Linked DNA regions of Homo sapiens: all the other regions are linked to region 1. A link is a loop called in an ENCODE intact Hi-C map of the cell type or tissue named here. Cell type or tissue: dorsolateral prefrontal cortex. All regions are shown on one strand.

What was found. A loop is a pair of places that touch in the nucleus more often than their neighbours do. Peaks named below come from ENCODE experiments on the same cell type or tissue, not always from the same donor. Only the 100,000 strongest peaks of a DNase experiment are listed, where the experiment ranks them.
Region 2: it touches region 1 in a loop (5-fold over the local background); 16 of 110 quality-filtered maps call a loop at or near these places.
Region 3: it touches region 1 in a loop (5-fold over the local background); 69 of 110 quality-filtered maps call a loop at or near these places.

The regions. Positions count from the first base shown.
Region 1 is chr9:114,401,824-114,409,823 of GRCh38, forward strand. WHRN (whirlin) reads right to left here. Exons shown (of 12, transcript NM_015404.4): 8 at 6,124-6,195; 9 at 4,532-5,069; 10 at 2,073-2,254; 11 at 1,394-1,516; 12 at 257-1,113. The coding sequence ends at 931. Among named protein-coding and RNA genes, the nearest start is that of AKNA, 18 kb to the left of the region's middle. RefSeq lists enhancers at 3,605-3,654, 3,634-4,135, 3,995-4,104 and a silencer at 7,765-7,814. In dorsolateral prefrontal cortex, CTCF peaks have their summits at 3,920 (motif pointing right) and 4,119; a DNase peak (open chromatin) is centred at 3,928; H3K27ac peaks cover 1,950 bases.
Region 2 is chr9:115,521,403-115,529,402 of GRCh38, forward strand. No RefSeq gene overlaps it. Among named protein-coding and RNA genes, the nearest start is that of DELEC1, 380 kb to the left of the region's middle. In dorsolateral prefrontal cortex, CTCF peaks have their summits at 3,261 (motif pointing left) and 3,468; no DNase peak of the experiment used is centred here; H3K27me3 peaks cover 658 bases.
Region 3 is chr9:115,010,706-115,018,705 of GRCh38, forward strand. No RefSeq gene overlaps it. Among named protein-coding and RNA genes, the nearest start is that of TNFSF8, 84 kb to the left of the region's middle. RefSeq lists an enhancer at 3,386-3,575. In dorsolateral prefrontal cortex, CTCF peaks have their summits at 3,495 (motif pointing left), 3,697 and 4,534 (motif pointing left); DNase peaks (open chromatin) are centred at 3,466 and 4,548.

The DNA.
Region 1 (8,000 bases):
AATATACTTGTGGGTTTTAATCTAAAAATATTATCTGTAAATAGTCAAGTTTTGCCTTCAAGCCTTCAATTAAGAGGCTCCAAGATGTGAGTGTGGCTCAAGCACCCCTGCACGCCCCACCGTGTATCCCAATTGGAGCCATGCGGGCAGTCGGGGTGGTGGTCTGTGGTGCTCTGACTGCCCCCACCTGTCCTGCCCACCCCTCCCCACATGGAAACCCCAGCCACCCAGGTAAACCACACAGCACGCTGACGTCTAACCTTGTTCAGATTTCTTTATTGAAAAATTAAAGTCATAAGCTCTGTATATAAATACAATGACACTGCTGGTCACCTGCAAGGCCTCTGGGATAGGCTGGGGGTGCAGAGGGAAGCTGGGGCCTTGGGGTCCCCAGGGGCATGGGGAGGGAAATAAATAATAAACACCATGGGGGATAAGGAGCCAGGAGGAATGGGGGTGTGAATGGGGAGGTGCTCGATGCTTATTTGTGGCACTAAAGGTCTTGCAAGATGCCCCCTGACTGGGGGCCGTGTCCATGAATTCTCGAGTGACCTCACTTTGGACAAAGGCTCAGGCATCTGGGGATGGGCTGGGTCCTAGCTGGAGGGGGGACAGCAGTGCCCCCAACCCAACCTGGAGAAACCAGCACTCTGCCCTTCCTTTTCCTTTCTTCCTGTCTTGCAACCCACTTGTCCTGGGCGCCTACTGTGTACCCAGTACAGCACCAGTTCCTGACCTGACCTTCTGTCTGCCTTGTCCTGCTCTCTTCCTCTCCCAGTTCTGGTCCAGTGGGCTGGGATGGAGGGGGGATGTCTTCCTGCCACCCTGGCCATGCAGCCCCAACCCCGCAAGGAGCTTGATGAAGCCAACGGTGGAAAGGGACTGGGACCAGGGGCTGGGCAGTGGTGGGAGGCCCTCAGGCCTTGGCCTCTAGAGCATCACATTGAACTCAGTGACCAGAAAGTCAATGTAGTCACGGTCCTTAGTCTTGAAGGCCTCGGCGATAATGCGGGCGGCCTCCCGGTGCTCCTTGCCCCGAAGCGTCAGCCCATTCACTTCCAGAATCACGTGGCCCACCTTGAGCTGCCCACAGTTGTGAGCTGAGCCGCCTCTCTGCAGGGAGGAGACACAGGGCATGGGGTGCCCAAGGGTTAGACAGGCCTGGCTTTGACCACCAACTGGGTCAGTCCCAACACTGCCAAGCAGGCAGCTACAATCTGAGTGTCCACTTCTCGGATTAGGAAAGCTGAGGCCCGGAAGAGCAAAGGTGACATAAGCCTAGGTCTGCCCTTGAGTGCCGTGTTACCCATGGGAGTCGCAAAACCCTGGAGATGCTGAGAAAGGGCCTTTCAGGGGTAGGGAGAGATGGCAAGTGGGGCCCCTGGGGACATACCTGAATAGTGACAATCCTAGGCAGGGGCTGGCGGGTGTTGGCGCCACCCTCGATGGCGATGCCCAGGGTGGCCGCACTTTTCTTCACACGGACCAGAGTGGACGTGGGCTCCAGAAGTCCAGGCTGTGGGTATTAGGAAGGACACCACTGAGGCCTTCGCAGTTGGCAGGCCTGGCCAGGGGGCTGGGCCGGGCCGTGACACCACCCTGGGTCAGCAGAGCTCAGGCTCCAGCCCTGTGTCGGGAGCCTCAGGTGTGCAACGCACTAAGCCAAGCACTTGTGTTCTTGGCTCTTTAATCCTCACCAAAATCCCCGAGGCTCAGGAGGTTAAGGAGCTTGCCTAAGGCTGTCTGGTGGTGGCATCAGGACTTGAATCGAAGCCTGACTCCGAAGACTGTCTCAGCCACCTGGCCATGTCAAAACTGAGAGGAGCTTAAAGATTCCCAAGACCAATCTCAGCCTCAGCCCCTAGTGTCAGTGCAAAGGCAGAGCTGAAACTGGGCCTCCAGATTCCTAATCCAGTGCTCCTCCAGGACGTCCAAATCCCTCCAGTTATAGGGAGCTCACTACCTCCCTTTGTGGTCACTTGCCAAGCTGAGCCCTGGTCCCGGGACCTCCCATTCTGTGCCTGGGGCCCGTGTTCCTCTCAGCCCTCTGCATCCTCCTCCTCCTGGCTCACCGGTTTGTTGGCCCCATCTGTGGGCCTCTCGTTCCGAGGCAGCTCCTTGCTACTCCTGCTCTTGGTGGACACCGACTGCCTTCCTCGGCCTGGGGCGCTGGCCTCTGCCTCGCCAGCATCCACACCACTGTCCTCGCTTAGAGTCTGCCCGCTGTCCGAGAGCTGGGAGAGCGTAGAGGCTGCTGGAGAGGGGAAAAGGAAGAGAGAAGCAGCTTATATAGCTGGGGTCAGGGAGGGCTGCCTGGAGGCAGTGACGGAGATGGAGGCTGGAAGGCTGGGGGAATTCCCCAGGCAAAGATGGGGGAAGGAATGAAGAGATCGTGGGGCCAGAGGGCAGGTCCACTCCCTGCCACCCTCTCCACCTACTCAAGACCTGTCCTTTCAACCAGACCTGGTCTTGAAGGCTGTGACTTCCAGGACATCTGCCTGGATCTCCCAGTTCCCAGCCACTGGCATAATGATAAAACAGAGGTCAGGAGGCAAACCTAGCCCACAGATGTGGGTGTTTTCTTTGTTTTAAAACTCACATAATGCTACCAATTTTTAATGATGAACCAACACATTCAAATTAGAAGATTTCATATAAGTAATTTCTAGTTTCCCAAGAATAAAAGAGAAATTCCACCACACCTAGCCTGAACCCCTGCATGGCCCCTGCCTGAGCCGAGTGGTGGGCACATGCCCTCCAGCCACCAGTCAACTTCACTATGTGTGTAACAGCCTGGCCCCTGAGTTTGAGACCCTAACTTAAGAACACACACTCTGGAGTCTGGCAGGTCAGGTTTGAATTCCCACTGACCAGCTGTGCAAGCCTGGGCAAGTAACAGAGCCTCTCTAAGCCTCCTATGTTCTCCTTCTAATACAGAAATGATGGTGCCTAACCACTGGGGTGATTGTAAAAACTCACAGATCTGATGTATAGAATGGAGCAGTCCAGGGAATAGACTTGTGCTAGACTGCCTGGCTCCAGGGTGTGGGTTCTTAACCTAGGGTTTCAAACTCAGGGGCCCGGCTGTTATACACATAGTGAAGCAGCGTGGGTTGACTGGTGGGCTGGAGGGCATGTGCCCACCACTCAGCTCAGGCAGGGGCCATGCAGAGGTTCAGACCAGGTGTGGTGGAATTTCTCTTTTTCTCTTGGTAAGCTAGAAATTACTACTTTCTCTCTCTCTCTCTTTTTTTTTTTTTTTTTTTTTTGAGACAGATTCTCACTCTGTCATCTAGGCTGGAGTGCAGTGGTGCAATCTTGGCTCACTGCAACCTCTGCCTCCTGGGTTCAAGTGGTCCTCCCACCTCAGCCTTCTGAGTAGCTGGGACTACAGGTGCCCACCACACCTGGCTAATTATCGTATCTTTAGTAGAAATGGGGCTTTCAGCAAGTTGCCCAGGCTCCTGAGGTCGAAATCCTGACCTCAAATGACCTGCCCGTCTCCGCCTCCCAAAGTGCTTGGATTACAGGCATGAGCCACTGCACCTAGCCAGAAATTACTACTTTGTATGTCTCAGTTTGTTCATTTGTAAAATGGAGATAATAATAGTACCAACCTCATAGGGCTACTGGGAGGATTAAATGAGTTAATACTATAGGCAAGGCCCTTTGAACACTGGCACAAAGTGCTTATTGTTAGTACGGCTGTTAGCTCTTATTATCCCTGCATGTCCAGCTCAGTGCCAGCTCTAGAGACAGCAGTGATCCATCTGTGACAGCCCTGGGTCTTCTCACCACGTCTGCCTGCTCTCCCTCAGCTGCCTCCCCTCACTAGGCTGCGAGCGCCAGAGCCCTGCATTTTGCATCTTGGTCTGTGCAGGCGCTCAGGGAATGTCCTACGGGGCCTATGTATCACTGTAGCCGCAAGATGGCAGCAGAATCCAACAAAATGCTCCCAACTCACTCACAGGCGGGAGCTCCACAGCTTTCAGGGTGGGGAGGCAGGCTCTGCCCTTCCCTCTACCCCACAGCCCATGTCCTCTAGCAAACCGGGGCACAGCGTCAGCTGGCCTCCCCAAGATTCTTCCTGCACCCTGACCCTAGACCTGCCAGGGGTCCAGAGACTGCCACTTCAGTTTCCAGCATCTACTCCAGGCCAGGCCATGGCGGACAGGAAGGGAAGCCACCCCTGCCCTCCACGAGTTCAGTCCTCCTGGTGAACACAGGGTGGCCAGGGTAGGGGGAGCTGGAGAAGGCACCCCGACGCTCGCAGCAACCTGGCAGGACTGTCACTGTTATCTCCATTTTATGATGGGGAAAGCAAGGTGTAGACGGCAGCTTGTCCACAGTCACACAGCCAGTCAGTGGCAGAGCCGGGATTCAAACTGGGGTCTCCAACTCCCTTCGCCACTCTGGCCCTGAGCCCCCTCAACAAGTAGCTGGTCCCCCCCTTCACTGTGTCATCAGGTAGACTGACCTGAAGAGGACAGGGACCCCCAAGGACCACAGAGCCTGGCCTTGCTGTACTCACTGCGCGTCTGGGGCAGCGCCCTCACTTCATTGACGTCTGGCTCGCTGTCGGGGCGGTGGACCTCCACCATGACAAAGTGCTGGTTTGTGCCTGTCTGGTCTGGGTGGCCAGAGGGTGATGGGGGCAGAAGGCAGCCCCCAGCCACTGTGGCCTCTGCAGAGGGGCTTTTCAGGTGCGGGGGTGACTGGACCCGTGGGAAGGGGCCGATGGGGTGTTGGTTGACCAGGGCCAGATGGGCGTCCAGCGGCCTCTTGGAGCTGGGGTTGGCAGGGGAGACGGAGGCATAGATGGGGGAAGAGGGCAAGTCCTGTGCAGAGGAGGTCCCTGGGGTGGGTGCGGTGCCCGCTGGCGGGCTGCGGTTCTGTGGAGCCGAGAAGACAGTGCCCGAGCAGGAAGGCATGGAGGAAGGTGGCTGGAGGTCCTCTCTCCCCAGCTTCCTTGGCTGGCCTAGTGGGAGGTCGTTGCCTTGGGCCAGAGGTGGTGGGCGAGGCAGTGGCTTGAAGCTTGACAGCCCCTGGGAGGTGGATCTGACATCATCCTGCCAAAAGACCCAACAGGCGGAGAAGGAGTCAGACCCCATCACGCCTGGAAGAGGGGAGGCCGAGCAGCTGAGTGGTGCCAGGCCCAGCTGGAATTCTGTCCCCACTCTAACTGCTCTTGGCCACACTGCTCTGAATAATGCAACACCTGAGTGGAAAACTTCTCCCCTGCATCTCGGCAGCTGATAAGCGTTGGGATCTTGGCGGGTGTCTCTGGGGACAGCATCATTACCTTTGGGAACTGAAGTTCTTGGCATCAGCCAGAGCTTGTCACAGGGAACAAGACTTCATTAGAGACACGATGAAGAGGATGGAAATACAAAAAATGCATTTATTTGGCTTTTCTTTTTAGGGGGTGATCTTGAGTACTAGAGGCAAGAGGTATGAAAGGACTGGAGAGAGAATGGACAGGAGGAGATGGATACATGGGCTGGGGTGCTATGTGGCCCCAGGCAAGGCACAACACCTCTCTGAGTGCACCTCTGGGCAATGGGGAAAAGCACATCTACCCAGCAGAGGTGGTGTGGTGATGTCAAAAGCCACGTGAATACTGTTAGCACAGTGCCTGCGCCACAGCAGGTGCACAGTGAGGGGCAGCTATGGACACTGTGACTACCACTCCCCTCTGCCTAGGTCAACACCGGACACCTGCACAGCTCCAACAACCTTCCAGTCACCATCCTAAAGGCTTTACTTAATTAATTTACTCCATGCCACGAACTTATGGGGTAGGTATGCTATGATCATCATCCCCACTTTACCGACGGGGAAACTGAGGCACAGAGAGGCTAAGAAACTTGGTCATACTGTGGCCAGCCAGCCTGAAGGCCCCGCCTGAAGTCACCAGAGGCAAGTGATCCTGGTGCCTGCTAGAGATACTAGAATGGTGAGCTTGTGCACAGACCTGTAGCTGGGTGTGAGAGCTCATGGCAGAGGCCTCTGTCTCCTTTGCCACCCTGTGCCCTTTCTCCGTGGCTGTCATGGAGAGGAGAGAGCCACCAGGACCTGAGCACACCAGGGAGAGCAGAACCAAAGGGCCAGCCAGGGCCTTACCACGGACACATCTGGGAGGGCGTTGATATTGCCCTGGACAGCCTCGCCAGTTTCCTCCAGGTCCAGAGTGTTCTAGAAATGGACGAGAAAGCAAAGTGAGCAAACAGAAGCTGAGAAGGGAACACTGGTTTGTTCTCCAGCACACCAAAATTGAGGAAGTCTTAGGACACCTCCATGTGGTTCATGTGAGCCCTGACATACCTCACTTCATCGAAATTCACTTTACCCATTAAAATGAAGGTCAATTTGCCTGCTGGTCACTTTGAAGTTAAGTTTTCTTTGGGACTTTCTGATCATTTTCAGGCATCCCCTGAACTGCCAGAGATGCTGGGGCATCTCTAGCCTGGGCTGGGAATTCCTGGGTTTGGCCACGAGCGCTGTGCTCCACAGTCATGCCTCCAAAAGCCAAGGCCTCTCTCCACCACTTGCTGATGAATCCCAGGAAGGTGTGAAAATGGCAAGAGAGAAGTGGATGGGGAAAGTCTCTCCCTTTTTAAAATTCTAATGGTTTTAATCCCAAGGTGGTGGTTTAAGGTTTAAATGGACCTTATTTTGCAAAAAACGTCTATTTCTTTCTTCCCTTCCCAATTCACAAGAAGAAACCCAATGCCTCCTTAAGTGACACTGGGCTGCCAAAAGGCCATTTGTGGGCCGTCTATGGGGGGCCCATCGGAGCTCCTCTCTGAGCTGGGCTCTCTTGAGGGCTAAGGGAGCCAGTTCTCTCGGCCCTAGAGCCCAGAATGGAAAAGAGCTTCCACCACTGTGATGATTAGCTTCGCGTGTCAACTTGACTGGGCTAAGGGATGCTGAGATAGCTGGTAAAACATTATTTCTGGGTGTGTCTGTGAGGGTGTTTCCAGGAGAGATCAGCATATGAATGGGTGGACTGGGCAAAACTCACCCTCCCCAATGTGGGTGGGCCTCATCCAATCCACTAAGGGCCTGAACAGAACAGAAAGGCAGAGGAAGGGCAAATTTGCGCGCTCTTCTAGAGCTGAGACATCCATCTCCTCCTCCCTCAGACACCGGAGCTCATGGTTATTGGGCCTTTGGACTTGGACTAAAACAAAACCACCAGCTTCCCTGGGCCTCCGACTTGCAGATGGCAGATCAGGGGACTTCTCAACCTCCATCATTGCGTGGGCCAATCCCACACAATATAGTATAACTGATTGCTTCTCTTTCTCTGGAGAACCCTGCTGGCTACATCAACACTTGGCTGAGGTCTCAACTGCAGTGCTCATCAGTACTGAGCAGTCTCTGAAGCTCCAGGCTGATAAGGGGCTGGGGACACAGAGGTGGGACACCAACCCTGCCATTGGTAGCTCAGAGACAATGGGGTCAGTCGACAAGCAAACAAGCAACAGGGAGACTGCAGAGAGAGCATCCAATGGGCAAACACAGGCATATAATGCAATCGGGGGAGGGGTTACCACGGAAGGCTTCCTGGAGGACGGGGCACAACTCAAAGCTAGGTCTTATGAGTGAGCAGAGCAAAGAAGGGAACGATAGGTGTTTCAGACAGAGGAAAGGGTGTAAAGCAGGAATGGAGATAGGATGTTTGAGAACCCCCGAGCAGCTCCACAGAAGTCAAGCATGGAGCTCTTGCACTTAAGCCTGAGGGCAGTGGGTTGCCATGGAGATGTGGTCAAGTTTGCCTTCTACGAAGATCCCCTTTGCTCACATCCTCTCCAGCCAGGCTGGAACACCACGGATGTGTCAGCCTTCACACTGGCTGTTGTCTCTGTCTGCGACTCTTCTGCTTGGCTATCCATCCACAAGGCATGCTGTCGCTCACCTCCAAAACCTAACCCACCTGTCACCTGCTCGACAAGGTGTACCCTCACCACCTCAGCTAAAATCGTAACCTTCCCCTC
Region 2 (8,000 bases), 1.1 Mb after region 1:
ACGGCTGAGTATTAGGAGACGAAGCTGGCAGGAGGTGCAGGGCCAGATTGTGAATGGCAGTCTAAGCCTCTCAAAGAGTTTGGGTTTTATGCTTCTCAACACACTTAGGAAAGACAAAGTTTATACTGTATATCACATACAATTGTTAAAATTAAGGATCAGATCATAGAAATGAATCACTTGAAGCCAGATTCTGCAGCCAAATTTGGCTAAAGAAGCAACAGGGTGGAAGAAAGAGAAATGATAGAAAGCATTTAAGAGTGCAATTTGCTTTTCTCACCTGAAGGTGCTGGTGCAAGTTAGGTTTCTGACCTCTCCAACAGGCATCTTGTGCCCTGATCCTCATCACCCATCAATCAAAGAACAGCCCTGCCTATCCTACTTCGTAGTTATGAAGACTGCTACGGTTTTGCTGTGCCCCACCCAAGTCTCATCTTGAATTGTAGTTACCATAATACCCACGTGTCATGGTGGGGGGCCTCGTGGCAAGTGATTAGATTACAGGGCAGTCCCCCCATGCTGTTCTCATGATACTCAGTGAATTCTCATGAGATCTGATGGTTTTATAAGGGGCTTTCCTTCATTTCATCTGCACTTCTCTTTCCTGCTGCTGTGTGAAGAAGGACGTGTTTGCTTCTCCTTCCACCATGATTGTAAGTTTCCTGAGGCCTCCCCAGCCATGTGGAACTGTGAGTCAATTAAACCTCTTTCCTTTATAAATTAGCCAGTCTTGGGTATGTCTTCATAGCAGCATGAGAATGGACTAATACAAAGACCAAATGAACAGTGACTGGGAAAGGACTATGTACTTATTTATCTCCTCTCTCCTTTTAGGTCTCTAGCTTGAGATAGAGATATCACTCTATGGCCCACAAACTAGGAGGTTTTATTCTTCAGAAGCCAAGAGATTCTTTCTCTAACAGAGTTTCCCATGGCCTGGAAGATAACCTATGACTCTCTAACCCAGTAAGCATGGCTGCTGGCCTCTTCTCTGTTCATTCTACTCATGAACCCGATGCTCTGGTCATGTGGAATTCCAAATTTGATATGCTAAAAATGAAGAAACAAAACGAAATGATTCCTTGTATATTCTGTAAGTTGATTCCCCACATCCCCACACAGATACAAGGCAAATGCAAAACACTCAGCTAAGAATTCAGCCATCTCTGCCTTGCACATGTTTCCATTGCCCAGATTTCCTCTTTTGATGGTTGTCCGGAGTTCACCTGTTCTCAGCCCTCCCTCTTCTGGGAAGCCTTTTCTGATTTTGGTGCAGCCATCAGTGAGATCTCTTTTCTTTGTACCCACAGCAATCTACAATTCCAATATTGCTTTAACCTCTACAAACAACCCCTTGAACTCAGAGTGAAAATAGAGTCACATTTGTTGGATGTTTCCAGTTGATCTCTCAGGTCCCCAGATGCTTCATGACTGCATACATCACTCCATCCTATGACTTCATTATTGTACAGTGTTAAATTTTTGGAGTACTCTCTCAACAGAAAAAAAAAACTGTTAAAAATGAACAAGCAGAACAACCATCGCAACAACAATAAACACAACATGAGCTTATGAAATCCCCAACCTCTAAGATAAAGCAAGAGGAGGGGTGTCAGATAAGAGCATTTCTCTCATTGCTTTCAGCTGCCAAATCTGTCCCTTTAGAAACTGCTAATCTCTGCTCTGACAGGCCATACGGCTCATCTTGCCACAAGACCTCACTTGTCCAATTGTCATGCCACCTGCCGTGGTTCTTCAAGGGAGAACATGCTTATATATTCTTAGCTGAGCCAGGCAAAGAGGTCCCCAATGTGGAGTTCTCTATTTGAAAATCCTCATACTCAGCTCTCTCAGGTATGTAGCCAAGTTATCTGCTAGACCCAAGAATTCTGGTCAAGGAAGTGACTACGTCTGCTATATCACCAGCCTAGAATCCCTGTGCCCTTTCCTTCCTGGGAATTGACTTAAGGGGGCAGGCAGATTTTTCATGCACAAAGGATCAGACTGCCCTTCCCTTATATAATGGGGTGACAGTCTCATCCTTCCAAGAGATGTGTCCTTAGTTCCTCAGTTTTCTTTTATGGAACTCTAACCTCAGTGACAAAAGAGTGATTTATCTTTCCAGTAGAGGCTCATCATGGGATTTCAAAATATCTACATGTATGTTCAGATTTGCAAAGTACCCTATTCTCTTTTTCCCCAGTTCTAGGAGAGACTGCTCTTGATGAATCAAAAATGGTTTCCTGGCATGTGTCTTGTTGAGAACAGAAGGAAAAACAAAATTTAATCACTGGCATATATCCCACCACAATCAATTTCACGATTCTATAATGCAATTGCACCATTTCTTGCTAATATGTGCTATTAGACAGCAGATTTGTTGAGAGTGGGAATTACATCTTACCTATAACCATTAAGGCATTACACCTTAATTCTATCCATGCACAGTTTCTAAGCTAGAACCTGCTGCGGAGTTGCACTCTAGTGATTTATTTATTATTTCACTAAAGAAAGAAGACTGAATGAGTGCATGGATCTCCTCCTAGAGTCCTTTCTGGGCACCATGTTCAAAATGAAAAAGGTCTTTTATCTGTGGTCACCAAAATTATATTTCTGAAAAAGATGCTGAAGTTTGTCTTTGATAAGCTCTCTTACATGTAATTACCTATGTTCCTGGCTATCTTTTATAAAGCAGCAATAAACTCAAGATTGTCTAATAACAATACCAGTGGAAGTACTATGTGCAAAGACCCCTTGGGAATCCCAGGATGGAAACACCTTCCATTAAAAAAGGTAACAGTCTCTTCCTTGGCAATACAGGATAATGGTGATATCAGAATATTTCAGAACGTATGTGCCTACTTATCAACAGGTATCAGTGTGAAGACACTGTGTACAGGTTCTGGCTCTAGCTCTGCTGCCAACCTACTAAGCTAGCTTTGATAAGTCTTTGTCCATCTCTGGGGCTCAGTTTCATTTTCTCCAAAAAGCAGTGGAAGGAATGTATTATCTCCGTGATCACTTGGAAAACCACATCCCTGCTTATTAATCTCCTGGAAGCTCCTATGGATTACGTACCTAAAATCAGACATGCTGGTCTAGCTCACAGGCCCTTTCCCTCAACACTGACCCTCATCTGACTGGTGGGCCAGCCAAGACTTAATATTTACCATTATGTTGTGTCCAAAGAGAACTGCTGTGATCTGGTAGTGGGGATTTGGAGTTTTCAAAATCCTGAACAGTGGCTCTTTACTGCTCCCTGGTGGTATAAGTGGGCTTCTGATGATGTCCAAAGAAAACGTTTTCTCTCTGAGATGTAGACTCCGCTCTTATCTTTTGGAAGGCTTAATGAGCCAAATATGTAACATGCCAGCACAATGCCTGCTACCAAGTAGCTGCTGAATAATGCATATTTATTTGTCCCTTCCAAAGGAAATTGGCTACAGATAGTTATGTTTTGAAGATTCTTTAAAAATATTACCATTATAGAGTAGGAATTTAGAGCATACAATAATAATGATAATGATAATAAATAATAATAGCAGTAAATCATGGGTATTTATTATATAACACCAAAAAAACTAAAAGTAATCAAGCAAAAGAGGGGTATACAAACTCTGAAAAAAATGAAAATTTATGTATTTGCTCATTCTTTTATTTATAATTTGTGAAGATGATAGGAATAAGGGGAGTCTAACACTTATTAGAGTCTATATTTTTCCATGTTTTCCATGTTGATATTTAACACCTAGAAAAATCTAATCATGCAGAAGTGAATAGCCTCATTCTACATAGGAGGGAACTGCGGCTCAGGGAGACAAATAGCGTGCTGAACGTTCCAAGAGCAATGTGTGGCCAGCATCTATAATTTAATCCAAGTATGCCTTGCCCCAGACCTTTGCTGTTTCTAACATATCATCCAGCTTTCTGGGGGCTTTAAAATCACTTCATCGTCTACCCCTTGAAAAGACGGAGAAACAATGACTCAGAGAGAGATGCTCTTTCTCCAGTGGTATGCTGGTAAATGTTTACCAACCAAGTCAGGGTGGTGGTGGGCAGGGACCAATCTATGGTATTTGCTGATTTCTCTGTTTAAAAAATACTCTCATCATGATCTATTTTATTGAATGTGGAGTTGGAAAGTAACGGGCTCTCGTGTGCTGGCAGCACATGACTGCTCCTAAATTTTACAGTGACAGCTTACAAATATTTATTGAGTATCAACATATTCCAGACTGATGTGAACAAGAACTCAAGTGTCTGGGCCAACTCCAGCTCCCTTCTGCTTTCTGGCTCTGGACAATAGAATCTGAGATGTCATTCTGCTACAACCTCACCAATTGGCCATTTTAGCCTCTGATTCTGCCCTTTTCCTATGACTCTGACTTCATGATATGAGAATATTTAGTATCAAGGTGAGGTGGCAAGACATTCATAGAGACTTAAATGAGTCACTGTCTGCCTATAGTAATGCCCCTTAGTATGGGAAAGAGATGCCCCTCTCATGGTGTGGTACCAATCAGCATCAGGATCTCTGCAATATGCTTATGCCAGTGGACTCTATGCTTCATGAAGGCAGAATATCTATCTTTTTATATACAGTTGCATTTCTAGAGCATAGAAAGATGGACTGATCCACTGTAGGTACATAATAAATAATTGTTGATGGCCAGGATATTAGAATTTCACTGTTTATATAAATTGCTTATTATTCTATGATTTTGGAAAGGACATTTAAAACCTCTGGAAGTCAGTTTCTCTATCATTGAAATGAAGAAAATACTAGCTACTATGAAAGTTTTTATAGGATTAAAATACTGTACATCAAGTTCTAGGTACATAGTAGAAAATAAACAAAGAAAATTATTCTTTTCCTTCTCCTCCTTCTCCTCCTCCTCCTCTTTCTCTTCCTCCTCCTTCTCCTTCTCTTCCTCTTCTTCCTCCTTCTCCTCTTCTTCTTTCCCACTACTTTTTGTTTTTATTATTATTGTCACTATTATTATTACTATTATTATTTAATTATTTTTTATTTTCAAGAATGCCATAATATAAACCAGGCTTATGAGACAGGTAGATTCTGATCACAACACCTTATATATATTTGGCAGACATATTTACATCATGCATCTCAGCCAATACTCATAACTTCCCTCTCTTAAATAGGTATCAGGTAGTTCATTTTATAGGTGAAGAATGAGGTCTGCACAATTAGTACCTCCTGGGATTTTTGCACAAACAAAAAGCTTCTCTGCTTGGATAACTCTTCTGTGGTGTGCTTTAAAGCTAAGCTTGTTTGTTCTACTATATTCAAAGGCTACTTCCTCTACCTGAGGCAGAGTTTGCTGTTTCTCTCTTTGTGCTCCTGTTGCATGGGATAACTTTATCTACCATTGTAGCTTTTACTTGTCATTTATTGTTCCTTTTATTAAAAGCCTATTTCTTGACAACCTCCTGGCTGTCAGAAATTTTGCTCAGGCTTTAGGAATGTAGTGAGTAGCAAAACAGATAAAACTTTCTGACCCAACAGAGCAAAGATGTCATGAGACATAGACGTTAATCAAATAGCCATAAATACACTCTATATGAAATAAACAGGCAGCTGGAATTGAGAGAGCGAAAGGTAGCTTGAGATTAGACTGAGTTTTTTAAGCAAGGGCAACATTATCCATAATTGTCCTACTAAGGATTTCAGGTTTTTATCCTAAGAATAATAGGAATCTTCAAAATAGTTTAAACAGAAGAGTGACTTGATCAGAATTTAATTTTAAAATACTACTGTCTTTCTTTTATAGAGAATACAGCTATTTTCCACACTACTTAAAGACACAGACCATGTTCAGTATTCCTGTAGCATCTAGCAAAATAGTTGGCATATAGTTGGCACCTAGGATTGTTGTTAAAATAGTAAATGAAATACAGCAATAGCTGAGATTTATATATATTTATAAATTATGTAATAATTTTTATTTATAAATCATGTAATAATTTTTATTATACTTTAAGTTTTAGGGTACATGTACACATTGTGCAGGTTAGTTACATATGTATACATGTGCCATGTTGGTGCGCTGCACCCACTAACTCGTCATCTAGCATTAGGTATATCTCCCAATGCTATCCTCCCCCCTCCCCCCACCCCACAACAGTCCCCAGAGTGTGATATTCCCCTTCCTGTGTCCATGGATCTCATTGTTCAATTCCCACCTATGAGTGAGAATATGCGGTGTTTGGTTTTTTGTTCTTGCGATAGTTTACTGAGAATGATGATTTCCAATTTCATCCATGTCCCTACAAAGGACATGAACTCATCATTTTTTATGGCTGCATAGTATTCCATGGTGTATATGTGCCACATTTTCTTAATCCAGTCTATCATTGTTGGACATTTGGGTTGGTTCCAAGTCTTTGCTATTGTGAATAATGCCACAATAAACATACGTGTGCATGTGTCTTTATAGCAGCATGATTTATAGTCCTTTGGGTATAGACCCAGTAATGGGATGGCTGGGTCAAATGGTATTTCTAGTTCTAGATCCCTGAGGAATCGCCACACTGACTTCCACAATGGTTGAACTAGTTTACAGTCCCACCAACAGTGTAAAAGTGTTCCTATTTCTCCACATCCTCTCCAGCACCTGTTGTTTCCTGACTTTTTAATGATTGCCATTCTAACTGGTGTGAGATGGTATCTCATTGTGGTTTTGATTTGCATTTCTCTGATGGCCAGTGATGATGAACATTTTTTCATGTGTTTTTTGGCTGCATAAATGTCTTCTTTTGAGAAGTGTGTGTTCATGTCCTTCGCCCACTTTTTGATGGAACCAAAAAAGAGCCCGCATCACCAAGTCAATCCTAAGCCAAAAGAACAAAGCTGGAGGCATCACACTACCTGACTTCAAACTATACCACAAGGCTACAGTAACCAAAACAGCATGGTACTGGTACCAAAACAGAGATATAGAACAATGGAACAGAACAGAGCCTTCAGAAATAACGCCGCATATCTACAACTATCTGATCTTTGACAAACCTGAGAAAAACAAGCAATGGGGAAAGGATTCCCTATTTAATAAATGGTGCTGGGAAAACTGGCTAGCCATATGGAGAAAGCTGAAACTGGATCCCTTCCTTACACCTTATACAAAAATCAATTCAAGATGGATTAAAGACTTAAACGTTAGACCTTAAACCATAAAAACCCTAGAAGAAAACCTAGGCATTACCATTCAGGACATAGGCATGGGCAAGGACTTCATGTCCAAAACACCAAAAGCAATGGCAAAAAGACAAAATTGACAAATGGGATCTAATTAAACTAAAGAGCTTCTGCACAGCAAAAGAAACTACCATCAGAGTGAACAGGCAACCTACAAAATGGGAGAAAATTTTCGCAACCTACTCATCTGACAAAGGGCTAATATCCAGAATCTACAATGAACTCAGACAAATTTACAAGTAATAATTTTTATATATAAATTATGTAATCATTTATATATAAATCATGTAATCATTTTTATATATAAATTATGTAATAATTTATCATCTTGTCAGTGATCTACTCAAGTAGCCACTGTTATGCCAGTTGAGAGTTGAGAAGACTAAAATCCTGAAGGATGGTGTTAATTGGTAGAGTTGGCAGGTGGTGAAGCCAGAATTCAAACTTGGCCTATGAGATTCCATCGTGGCTGCATTCTTTCCACAGAAGTATGCCCTGACCCATGCTACGTTTTGTGGCCTCTTATGGAGTCTGTGCAACAAGGTAGATTCTGAGAGAATAAAAGCTTTTGCCAATTACCCCTTCTCCCCCAGTTTCTTAGGCATTGGAGATCATTCTCATCTAATACCTCTATGACATCAGAAACATCCTAACTGTTCAGTCATCTCTCCATCTTCCTGTTGCATCACCTTCAAGCTCCAGTTGATACAGTAGGCCCCCTGTATAGCTGTGTAACTTGGGATAAGTTTCAAGATTCCCAGTAGATGCCTGAAAACACAGATAG
Region 3 (8,000 bases), 610 kb after region 1:
CTGGAGGCTGAATGCTATTAAAACATCATATCTCTTTTTACACTAAAGGTCTCCTTTACAGGGATGAAGTCTTTGAGCAAGACTCTTGTAACTTTCTAAGTAAAGTTTAGACAGTCTCACCTAAAAGTGAAGTTTTGCCTGGAGCAATCTCTTGCAGAAATTATCCTGATCCAGGAGGCAGTGATATTCTCCTGCAATGTAACATGGCCGAGGCTGCAGATTTCTTTTCCAGTAAGGAGCTTGCTTTGGAGAAACTAATTAAACCTGGAATTTTTAGAAGGCTTAGGGTTTTGTCAACTTGCAATTATGGATCCTTACCAGCATGTTCCCTGAGGGAAGGACTCTGCCTGTGCAGGGGAACAGTCAGCACTTCTGTGTTTATTCTCCTTTCTGTCTCCCCCAGGAGTCATCTTCTTAAGAATAACATCTGTGTTTTGTGATGTCTTGACTCTTTCATGATTGTCCTTCCTTTTGTGGCATTTGAAACTCAGGCTGGAGACTGAAAACCTGGAATAGAAACGTTTTTTGACAGCTTTCATGCAACAACTAACTCGACAAGAGGTAAGCACACTTTAGGGCTGGAGGGAATATTACAATACCACTTTATTGAATGTCTGAACCACCCCCAAGACCTAGAGTTCTTCCAATATCTTCCAGTATCACTTCTATAACAGCTTGTTTGTTCTTTGGATGGCTTTGGTTATTCAAAGTTCTTTTCTTATTGGAGTGCAGTTTGTTCCCTTACAGATTTCATCATCAGATTCTAGTTCTTCTCTGTCACACAATAGAGTATGTCTGTTCTCTCCTCTCCATGACAGATGTGCAGAGATTTTAAGACAGAGACTATGTCCCTGCTTATTATTCCATTTTTTTTCTAAAGAGGTGGAGTTTCTGGTTGTCTCACTATCCTGGTGGTCTAAATATGCTTCATTCTAAGGATGATAAATATATTAGTAAGACACATCTATTAATTGAATGGAAACTTCTTTCCTGGTAGCCTGGTCGTGACCTCTGAATCCTTTCCAATAACCTCCAGGCAGCTATTATAAATTTATTTCTTAATATAGAGATCTTAATTGTGCAACTACTATGTTCAAGTGCTATGCATTGGGGATGCAGCATTGGAGATGGAGTGCTGAACACCGCAGCCTGCTCTGGAGCTAACCGAGACTTGCAAAAGAAAGATGAGCACTGAGCTGAAGGCTCTTTGATACCTTTGAATGTGGCTTTTTGGTGGAGACACATTTTCAAATCTGACTCTGATGCTCACCTGAAGGGTGTCCAGGTGGAGAGTGATCCTCAGCTCCTGCTGAGCTGGGTCTACTGTGTCTCTTTCCCAAACCACTTTCACACCCAGAAGATCTGCTCTGCCTTGTTCTTTGCTGGCTACTCAGAAAGCCCTGGTGGCAGAAAAATACATGAAAAGCCGATGCCTCTGGGGATAAGCAAAGCTTCATTTTACACTGGGAAACAGAGGCCTTTATTGGAGAAGCTGTTGAGAGCATAATCAAGTGAATCCAGTGTAGCTACGCTCCTACCATACCTGGGAAATTCCCCCTTGCTCTCTGCCCCCATCATCTGAGTAATCTATTTTAGTTAAAGATGGTAAATCAAAGGCTTGAAAGGTCAATTAATTTTGCCCCCTTTCCCACTGATCCATGAGAAATGGTGATTCTCAGTGTAAGGACCTCTGTCCTAAATTGAGAGAATGCTCTCCAAGAGACCACGTATGAAGTCTCTGGAGAAGTTATTCTGGTTGGAAATATAACAGGTTCTGTTTTTGAAATGACCGATATTTATGGTTTTTTTTTTTCTCTAAATATCCTGCTGGATCTCTCAATTGTCAAACAATCTCTGCCCATTAACTCGTCCTTCCTTAGGAGAGGCTGCCTCTGTTAGTTCTTAGTAGAACAATTCCTTTGCTGTTTCTTTAAATTACATTCTTAGGTTCCTATCTGTTGAGGTCATGGTGTGGGGTGAGTGAGAACTGAATTCAAATCTACAATGATTACCTGGTGGCTTCAGGAAAATCACTTCCTTTCTGAGTTTGTGTCAGCTTTAAAATGATGATCTGGGAATATAGTTGGCACTCAACAAATTGAATAGACAATAAGTGAGGCTACAGATGGCTGCATTCTCCTCTTAGGTCATATATTCAGTCAACACGTAATGATTGAGAAATAATAGAACAGGCTCTGTTCTGGGTGCTAGGGCCACGGCAGGGGGAAACATACAAAGTGCCTGCTGTCATGGAGCTTGACTCCTAGAAAGCATGCACATACATAGGTAAGCCAGTACTGTGTCAGGTGGAAAATGCACTATGAGTACTGGGAATGGGGAGGGTTGTTTGTGTGTGCATGTGTGATCTTGCACATATAGGTGTGATGTGTGTGTGTTTATGTAGGATGATGAGGATGGTCTCGCTGAGAAGATAACATTGGAGATGGCTGAAAGAAATGAGTGAGCCATGCATGTGTTAGAGGAAAGAGCATTCCAGGAGAAGGGTTTGCTGTGGGAGTGCGCTTGCTGGGTTTGAAACAGCAGGGAGGCAGCGTGTCTAGAGTATCATGAGAGGGGGGTTGAGGTCAGGGAATATAGGCCTTGAAGGCTACTGTGATGTCTCAGGCTACTTTCCTCTGAGCCGTAAGGCCGGCATTGGAGGGGTTCAGCAGTGGAGTAGTAGACCACAGCTCAGTGTTCCTACAGGACCGCTCTACAGCTCTTTGGGGTCATAGACTGGCTCTAGGAGGCAAGTGCTGGGGACACAAGGCCCTTGACTTTATTCTCAACATTGCCCAAGCTGCTTAGAATAATCCACAGGGATCATCACCTAAACCAGGCTTCAGAGATGTAAAGGAAAACAACAGCAACAGCAACAGCAACAGGAACAAGTCCACATTTTTAGATGTGCCTCACCCTGTGCTAGTGAGTTAAGTGTCAGGGCAGGAGGATCAAAGCCTTCTTGCTAAGGGGCCAGAAACAAGCCAAAGGGACAAGCACAGAACAACAAAAAATGTGCATGTTGGGCCTTCACAACCAACAATACGGTGCTGTCAAATCAGGTGAATGAGTGATGGGACATGGATACAATGGAGGCATTAAACATGTTAGACAACGGTTGGTGGTCCTTGCCAAACCTGAATGGAGACTGGACAAAGGCCAGAAACTCCCTGTGTCTCATGTTCCTGTCCCCCCACCCCAGTGTACACCTGCAAGAGGTGATCAGTGAGGTGGTAGGGTGAGGGTGCTCGTTTTTGTGTAGCAGATGGGGAGTCAAGAACATAAAAGGAGGCCTGCCAAGTTCCTTCCCACTTCTGGGAAGGGTTCTAGCCTCTTATTGAGAGAAGGATTAGCATGAAGGCAAAGTTGTTTACCTAAAGATGTCTATGAGCCTAAGAAGTCCGGTAGACATCAGCCCCATCCACTTCAACACATCTACCAGGAGTGCCTGGTTAGTGCCCTCCCGAAGCCAGGTGGAGGCTGCCATCTGCTGGTTGACTTGAGGATTTTTACCCAAATGTTTAGTTTGCCTTTCAATTTTTAGTGAGACAAACCTGTGTTGACAGCATTTTCTCCAGGCAAGATGCTGTCGGTTTTCTCTTTTAAACTATCACAGATTCTCATCAGGGTAGGTACACTTCATGATCATTTTGATGGATGCTCAGAAGAATTAAGCAATTAGACCAAGATGATCCAGTAATTGGAAAACATGGGATTTGAGCTCAGCTCTCACTAAAAAGATGGTGACTGTAAAGAAATTGTTATAAACACGTTGGCTTTGCAAACTGTAAAGTGTTATGAGGGAACCAGTAAATGGCAGGTGCTCCAAGTGTCCTAATTGGAAGAGTGAATGAAAGAATAATTGTGCAGAAGGATGTTCCTTAAGGCATTGTGACTCAAGGAGTCAGAGAACCCAGCTTTGACACTTGGAGGCTGAGTGAACTTGGGGGAAGTCATTTCACTACTCTGAGAAACAATTTCTTAACCTGTAATTGCAAATGTGCTGGGCAAATGTGCTAGGCAAATGTGGGAGCTGTTTTTTTTTTTTTTTTTCTTGACAGAGTCTCGTTCTGTTGCCCAGGTTGGAGTGCAGTGGTGCTATCTCGGCTCACTGCAACCTCTGCCTCTTGGGTTCAAGCGATTCTCCTGCCTCACCCTCCTGAGTAGCTGGGATTACAGGCATGCGCCACCATGCCCAGCTAATTTTTGTATTTTTAGTAGAGATGGGGTTTCACCATGTTGGCCAGACTGGTCTCGAACTCCTGACCTCAAATGATCCGCCCACCCCAGCCTCCCAAAGTGCTGGGATTACAGGCGTGAGGTACTGCGCCCAGTCGGAGCTGCTTATTTTGACTGCATGTGTGTGGTTTTATTTTCCTGTAAAATGTTGAAATCCATGTTACATCCTGGTGGGATTGAAACAATTCTCAAGAAAGCCTTTTTCTACTTCCTTTACAGAGATTGTAATTCCTCTGGGAGTTCCCTAGGGAGGGAGGAGGATGAGGGGAGTGAGCCCTCTGCTGGTTGCTTATATGTCCTGCCAGCCCAAACCTGGGCAGCAGGCACATGCAGGGCACCCCTGGTACCCCATTGAGGCTGGGGGGCACAGGTGGCCAGGGGCACATGCATCTCTAGTGAGGAAGCAGGCTTTCTAAAGAGCAATGTTGATGATGCCATCTGGGGCTGAAAACCCTTGGCAACTCTCAGCTGGGCTCCAGGACGCCAAGCCTTCAAGGCAAGGGTCTACCTCCATCCTCACCTCTGCTCCCCACACTGTCATCCCTTGTGTCCATCCACAAGCCTCCCCTTGGCCTTACCACTGGTCTTCATTTCTAGCTGCAGTCACCTTGAGGGAGGCTTCCTGATTCCTTCCCCACCCTAACCTAGTGCTCCAGGAGTTAATGGGCCCCTGAATCCAGTCTCCCATATCCCTAACTAGCCTGCCTTAATTAAAACTGATGCCCACATCCAGGAAAAATCCACTATAGGAGTTGAGGGCTGCTCAGGAACAAGGGTGGGGACATAGAGAGCTCTCTGGGACCCTAAGCCCCATGAATTTTACTTTCTAAATATCTCTTAGAACCATAGCTCTGTCTCCACGACACCACACTTAGCCAGGCTCTATCACCTTTCACCTGGATTCCTACAGTAGCCTCCTCAAAGGTCTCTTCCCACTTTGCACCTCCCAGCCAAAATCCAAATGCAACAAAAAAGATGGCTTAAAAAAACAGATGTGATCACAATGCTCTCCTGCTGAAAACTTCTCAGTTGCTTTCCATTGAACTGAAGAAAAAAAGCAAAATTTTTATTCTGGACCAGGAAGATCTGCGTGGCTGGGTTCCTACTGACTCCTGAAACCTCATCTTCCACAATGCATCTTTTGCACCTATGCCTCTGGCTTTCTCTGTGCACAGCGTGACAGCCATAGGACTATAGAGATACCTGCCTTTTGCCTTCTGCCTCTCCTGCTTCCTTCACCTGGTTAACTCCTACTTGCTCTTTGGATCTGGGTTCAAATGTCTGTTCCTCAGAGAGCCTTCCCCCTCAGATCCCCTTTAGACGTCTTCATAGCTTTTTATATTTGCTTCCAAAGCACAGCCCTCAGTTTGTAATCACACATTTGCTTGTCTGATCATGTGTTTGTCACTGACCTCTCTGGGGCACAGAGGCTGCATGGAGGCAGGGAATGTGGTTGTTTCACTCACATAGTGCTGAGCATAAGCGGGGAGGTGCTCAACACTGATTTTTAAATGAAAAGAGAAGTGAGAATCTTAGAAGGAGACCGACGAGGACAGCCCACAAGGAGCTCTCGGATTTTCCGGGCTTAGGCAAGGCATGGTGGGAAGACCAGCTTGGGTGGGGCAAGCTGAGAATGGGGAAGGACTGGGCTGTGTAGCCAGCTGTTTTGAGAGCATACAGGTCATAGGAGGCTCAGTGAGGAAGAACCTGCAAGGTGTGTCTCTCCTTCTGGAGAACAGACAGTCATGCCACACTGCAGAGGAGTATGCAGCCTGGATTTTCATCAGAATCTCCTGCCTGGTTGCTGTGGTGCCTGGGATGATCCCCAGCCTCCTCTGGACTGCTGCTTCCCCATCTTCAGAAGGAAAGAGATGAGCACGAATTCAATGCAACAAATATTCATTGAGCTCATCTTCTGTGCCTCCTGAGGGTTTCTCACAGGCCCACCCTGTGTGACCACCCTACTTTGAATACTGTGACCCTATCCCCTTACCCTAGTCCCCTTTGTCCTTATTACCCTTGAATATACCATTTAATTTGATCATTTATTACATTCATCATTCATTGTGTTTTGTTAGAATATAAACGCTATGACCACAGGGATATTTTCCTCTTTTTTTCACTGACAAATCCACACGGGAGGTGCTCCACAAGCATTTGTGAAAAGAATGAAGTTCTGTTTTCCAGTTAGTGTGGCTTGTTGAAAGGAATAAGATATCTTCACTGAAAAGAACTTGGATTTTGGAATCAGGCAGCCTGGCTGTGAATCTTGGTCTGACCCCAGTGGCATGGCTGCGAGAAGCCACCTGACCCCTCTGAGGCCTAGTTTTCTACATGACATGGAATAGTTCGATTTGTCTCACAGGTGACTATGATGCTTAGGATACTTTGGATATTTAAAGTGTCAAACACAGTGCTGGGACTACAAGAGGGTCAATAAATGTCACAGGCTCATGGTTTAGGGAGGAAAGTATTAGCCAAGGTATCTGGCTTCAAGGACCTGAAATAATCTAGGACTACCTAAGCAGAAAAGGAATTTTCTGGAAGGATATCAGGAAGCTCATAAAACTGACAGAAAGTTTGAAGAAGCAGGCACAGAAAATTATCAGGAACCAAAGGAGGCCAGGTAGCAGGAATCATCAGCCAGTCTGCCTTTGTCACTGCTGGAAACAACTGTCACCATTAGAGAGAGATATGGCTATACCCTGCGTGGTGCTGGGCCACAGATCCCACGGATAGATGGCCTCAGTGCTAGATTCTGTGGGGGAGCCAGTCTCCTACACTCTATGTTTTGCATTCATTGCTAAAGGTTAGAAGTCCCTCTGTGGGCATCTAATTGGCAAAGCCCAAGTTACGTGCCCATGCCCTGGCTATCAAGGGGAGGAGGAAAGAGTATTTTCCTCTGTGGCTTCCTTGGTAGGAGGCAAGGTTCTCAAATTTCCTAAAACTGGAAAGGACTTTGGATGCTGGGAAGCCATTAAATGACCAATAATCACTATAGGAAGAGGGGCAGGAAGTAGAAATCATAATGGATAAGGCCAGCAGGCAGCTGTAACAGTGGCACTCAGTGCTCCCAGGGGTGGGCGAGCCTGCCGGGGTCCCTGAGGAGAGTTAAAGGAGAGGGGGTGGAGGAGAGCCACAGAGCCTAGCACAGGTCCCCAAGTCTAGCAGCAGCTAGGGTGCCATGACTGCTCCTAGGCTAGAAGGGGCAAGTGAGAGAGCACTTTTCTAAACCTGAAGAGAGAGTTGCATGGAGACAGTCAGTTGACAGTGGCTACGGCTCTCTTATGTGGATGCTGACAGCCCACTGTGATGCTGTATAGATGGAGCTGGGCAACAAGTGCCCTGACCCACCCCCACTCATAGTCTCTTCCCTTCAATGTCCTGCTGGCTTTTCCCATTTTGACATCCACCTGGAAGCTGGGAGTCATTGATGCAATGAAAATAGGGTGGCCTTGAAGTACACAGAGCAGGGAGAAGGGGAGCAGATGAGAGAAGGAACAAAGGGAAGGTCGAACACCCTGGAAATTACTTCCCAATAGAGATATTTTGACTGTTTCATGGGGGCAGGGGTAGGGCCCAGGTCTTGAGGGTGAAGTGGAATTTTAAGAGAACTTTCAAGATGGAAGAGGTTTCCTGAAACAAGCCACAGAGCCAGAGGCTGAAGGACACGTTTGAGAAATGATTAGCTCACACTAGAGACTGTGGTCTTTGAATGCCATGGCCTCAGACCCGGTTGCCTGCCCTGTCCCCATTTGGGT